2 separate regions of the Homo sapiens genome follow, and region 2 is linked to region 1. Evidence: chromatin loops called from intact Hi-C (ENCODE). Cell type or tissue: pancreas. All regions are shown on one strand.

Evidence for each region. Hi-C counts contacts between places; a loop is a spot of excess contacts. Peaks named below come from ENCODE experiments on the same cell type or tissue, not always from the same donor. Only the 100,000 strongest peaks of a DNase experiment are listed, where the experiment ranks them.
Region 2: a loop joins it to region 1, with 2.4 times the contacts of the local background. A loop is called at or near these places in 18 of 110 quality-filtered maps.

Annotation. Positions count from the first base shown.
Region 1 is chr6:53,523,944-53,526,443 of GRCh38, reverse strand. All of the region lies in intron 1 of GCLC (glutamate-cysteine ligase catalytic subunit), which reads left to right. Among named protein-coding and RNA genes, the nearest start is that of GCLC, 20 kb to the left of the region's middle. In pancreas, no CTCF peak of the experiment used is centred here; no DNase peak of the experiment used is centred here; H3K27ac peaks cover 990 bases.
Region 2 is chr6:53,643,963-53,646,462 of GRCh38, reverse strand. No RefSeq gene overlaps it. Among named protein-coding and RNA genes, the nearest start is that of LINC01564, 17 kb to the right of the region's middle. In pancreas, no CTCF peak of the experiment used is centred here; no DNase peak of the experiment used is centred here.

The sequences.
Region 1 (2,500 bases):
GAAAAGAAAATTTTTATCTTATGCTAGTGGTAAATGCCATTTAAAGACTTAAATCCTAAAAGCTTGTATTTACCCTTAAACTTCATTGTCACAGGTATTTCTCTGTCTGCTGTATATTCAGCATTGTACTGAGTACTTACATCGCCTCAGTTAAAATTCTTTGTTTTTGTTGGCCTAATTTCAGATTAACATAAAAGTACCTCACCCTTGTTTAAACCTGCATTAAATGACTTGGATTACTGTGTCTGGAGTTTTCCTAGCAACACTATTTCACACACAAAGCAAAGTACATACTAGCCTTTTGTATGTGTCTTTGTCCTTGGTTCAACAGCTCAGGGATAGTAGTGTATTAATGACTTTTATTCTGGTCTTTTATATGTGTCTTTGTCCTTGATTTGACAGCTGAGAATAGTGGTTTTTATTCTAGTAGGATAAAATTTAGCCTTTTAGCACTAGAAGTCTAAGAGATTTTAATTTTCATTTGTAAAAATAGTGCACATTTAAAATCTGAATGTCTTGCAGAGTGGTCAGGCATTTTTTTATTGGGTCTCTTCTCCCTCAATTAAAAGGATAACTGATGGGTGCCAAAAAACAGTATCCCAGAGTCACCTTCAGGGCATTGTGACCTGTGTATTGCAGAGAATAGAGGTCGGTGGGTATTTTTTTCCCCTACTTCCAAGATGATATGTTAATTGCACAAGTTTAAATTGGTCACTCTGCAACCCATTTATAATGCTCTTTGGGTATGTATGCTTTTGGAGTTGTATATATGTGTAAAGTACATAAATATATTTGATGTTGCTGCAATTCTGGGTTTACAGCCTAGATGCTATTCAAAGTTAGTAAGCTGATACAGTTTTATCCTTGGAATCAGTGTTGTGATACAGAAAGGCATCTGTTTTATTATTTTCTTTTGTATGTTGTTCCTCTTATCCTTTGGATTCAAAAATGAAGTTTAGAATGGGGATACAATCCAGAAATCATAAAATAATTTATTGGGGCTTTAGATGTTTTATATTGGAAAATCGTTGTCTTAATGTATCACTTTTTATTATCACCAATCATCTCGGTTATTGCGTCAAACCCCATTTCAGCTCTAGTTTGACTTTTAAATATGCAGTTACGATTCAGAATGCTCATATAGACAGGCTCTAATCGGAAATAAACATAAATGTGTTGAGGTGGTGGGGGTGTTTAACAAAAAGCTAAAAGTTTGAAGAACCTCTTTGAGGACTAGTGCAGAAAGTTCAAGGTGACTGCAGAGAAGGAGCACTTCAGAAGGCATTACATTTTAGTTTGAAAAACCGTCAGGAAATTCTTGAGGCTTCCAACTGATGATTATTCTATTGAAAAGTAAATTTGGTTTTCTTTCTCATTTGGTAAATATTCTGATGTTTTTCTGTTTCATTTGCTTAATGAGATCATGAAGTGATTATACTTTAATTGAGGAGAGTTTGGTTTGTTAACATTTTAAATGTCATCCGTTTGGCATTTAAAACTGATATTTAAAACTCAGAATGAGCTTTAACTTTTTGTTCTTTTGCCCTACCCATGTTTTAAACTTGTGGGCTAAGAGTGAATTTGAAAACTAAGGATTTCAATTTTTTTCAAAGTTAGGAAACTAACAATTAAAGTTATTGCAACTTAGTTTATATAATTGCTACAAGTTCTTGCTCATTTGGTAAAAAATAAATGATGCACTCAGTAAGCAAGGAAGTATCTCTTAGACTTTCTTTAGGAAGCATGTTTTCTAGTTAAGCAAATAACTTAATTCCAGTAGCAGATGCCAGGCAGATGAGTTGGAGTCTAAGTGAGTGAAGGAGGAAGTACTGAAGAAGGAACATTTCCTCCTAGCTGGGAGAGTTAGGAATGCTACACAGAGTAAGTGGGTTCCGTCCTGGGCCTGAGGGATGGGCCAGTTCATCTGTTAAAATCTATGACTGTAACTATTGTTACAGCCCAGCTTCCATGATATAATGTTAGGACCCCTTCCATGAAATGAAAGCATAATCAATTTGAGATAGTTTCATCCAGTATTATAACTTTTCCCTGCTTCATATAGGTTATAACAATTTTATAAAAAGCTTATCTTCACTTACCAAGATTGGCACCCTCTACAGCCCTAGCAGCAAGGTGTGCTGGGCCTTGAGGCCAGACGGGGCTGGCTTCAAATCTCTGCCTGACACTTGTGGCCTTGAGTAGCTTACCTCTCTGAGCCCCTTTGCCCACCTGTGAAATGGGTAATCAAGCCTGCTTTTGCATGCTGGGTTTGAAGATTAGGATTCATATATGAAAGCATATCCTTTCTCATTATGCTTATTTAAAGATTAACTTGTATCTTTTCACATACCCATTCTGAGACTCAACCAAGTTTTCTGTTTCCAGGTTTTAGCTGTTCCGGAGTCACAGATCTATAGATGGTATCTTGCAACCTGTAATTGTTGTTGCGAACAGTTCCAGATTCTGCAGCCTAGTTTTTAGTCAGCTGACACTGAGTGAT
Region 2 (2,500 bases), 120 kb before region 1:
GAGAAGAGAACACATGTAGAGTCTAAAAGAGGACATACACGCATCTGTTCTTAATCCCCATTAGCAGAAGAGTATTCCTGAAAGGAAGAGGGGGAAGGAAGCTAAATGGTGGTAATCTGTCTCTCAAGTTTTATTCTGCAATATTAATGAAACGTTTCCATTTTTTGCAGAGTTCCAAACTGAAAAATGCTTTATTTCATTACAATTCTGCATATAAGTAGCAAAGAAAATTCTGTATGCCAAAAGAATCCTTTGTTGTTTAACAAATGTTCATTAGACATAATTATTTCCCAGCCTCATGCCCCTGATCATATTCTGTCTTTCTCTGCCCTGCTCTGTGCTCCGTCCCCTAGGGACTACATCATCCAGACTCAGGCTCTTTGGCTGAACATTTTATTCATCCAACGGGAGGTATCAGAAGGAGGTCAGAGGGCAGAAGCAAGTGGTTGGGATATTTTTTTCTGCCCTCTTCAGGCTTCAGCACTGTGCTTCTGGCCTAGGCTGTAACTTTCAACAACTCCAGCCCAGTGGCCTTTCCTCCCTTGTTCAAATCTCGCCATGCTTACGTGCCATCATAGCTTACCATCTCTGGATATTTTCCTGTTGATTTATGTTCTGCCATCTCTTTTAGAATATCATCCTTAAAGGTGAAAATTTTGTCTCGTTCACAGATGTACCTCCGGTGTCTAGAGTCATGCCTGGTGTATAGCAGGAGATCAATTTTTTGTGTGTGAAGTAAATAAGTGAATGAGTGAATGAAACAATAAAACCATCATGACCTACTGCTTGCTGATCTCTATTCCAATATTACTCATTTATTTAATCAGCAAATACTTATTAAGCATCTACTGCATGCAAAACACTTTCCCTTACCCCAGTAATCACTAGAGGGAAGCACATTAAAGTACACAACCATGATAACTAGGACTTTTCCAAACTTGCTGCAAGCCAAAAATTAAATTGTTAAGACACATTACAGGTGGAAGGAGTTATGCAACCAACACTTTCCATTTCTCAAAAAAAAAAAACTCAAAAGATTGATATCTCTATAGCTATGTCCCCATTAAAATTTTTTAAATTGCATGCATCTTCTCTATAATTGCCAATTCTTCAAAAACAGGTTAGGACTAGCTTCATCATTTAGCTAGTAAGCATTTATTCAGTGCTTACTAAGTACACACACACACACACATCATTTAAGTGTGAGTGTGTGCATATATACATATATTCTGCGTGTGTGTGTGTGTGTGTAAAATATATGGTCTTATGCTTGCATTCTGAAATTAAGAGCCATTATGATTACATCACCTTGTCTCATATGAGAGCTAAATAAGTTAATAGGTAAAGTTCATTTCTTTAAATACTTCTCATGGGCAGCCATGTTTTCAGAGACACGGGGAAACCTGAGAAGGTAGAGCCTACACACAGATACCCAGGGGCCTTTTTCTGACTCAAAAATGAGAGATAAACAGGGACTCCTGGAAGCAGAACCCTTGCAGCCCAATCCCTGGTGCCCTTCGGAACCCCAGACCAGTCTCCATTGAAGGTGTTTCATTTCCCTCATGGGTAAAAATACTGAGGACAAGTCACTCAATGCAGAGTCCTTGGAGATGGACAGTGAATCTCTGGGCCTGAGTCTTCCAGAGACACTTGGAGCGCAGTAGTCCATTCTCATGCTGCTAATAAAGACATAACTGGGACTGAGTAGTTTATAAAGGAAAGAGGTTTAATTGACTCACACAGTTCAGCATGGCTGGGGAGGCCTCAGGAAACTTACAACCATGGCTGAAGGGGAAGCAAGTACATCCTTCTTCACATGGCGGCAGCAACAAGAAGTGCTGAGCAAAAGGGGGAAAAGCCCCTTATAAAACCATCAGATCTCGTGAGAACTCACTCACTATCACCAGAACTGCCCCCATCATTCAACTACCTCCCACCGGATCCTTCCCCCGGGGATTATGGGAACTACAATTCAAGATGAGATTTGGGTGAGGACATAACCAAGCCATATCAAGGAGAGTGAGATATTGCATAAAGAAATAAGGGGTGGCAAATTCAGCTGAAAGAAGGACCGGCTCCTGCTTTGGAGGCACTCCACAGAGCCACATTTCTGAAGATGGTGAGGTGTAATGGAGACTGATCCTGGGACAGCTTTGGGAGCCTGCTGGAGATGGCAGGGCCACAAATGGACAAACGGAAAGAGTTACTATTGGAGGGGAGCCTCCCCATGTGGGACTGCTTGTTTTGAACAGGGACAAACTAGCTCCACCGAAAATCCATGAAATGTTAAGGCATTGCCAATTTCCATCATTCCCCCTGAATTCTTAAATTAAAATCCCACTTGATAAATTAGTGCCTTTGATGAAGCCATCCAGTCCTCTGCCCCTGCCTGCCGGCACTGACCAAATACAAAAGAAAGAGGGAGTCTTGAGGGGAAGGAGAGCCCTGTGACCTCTGCAGGAAGATCAGGGTTCCAGGCTGCAGAAGAAAACTTTAAATC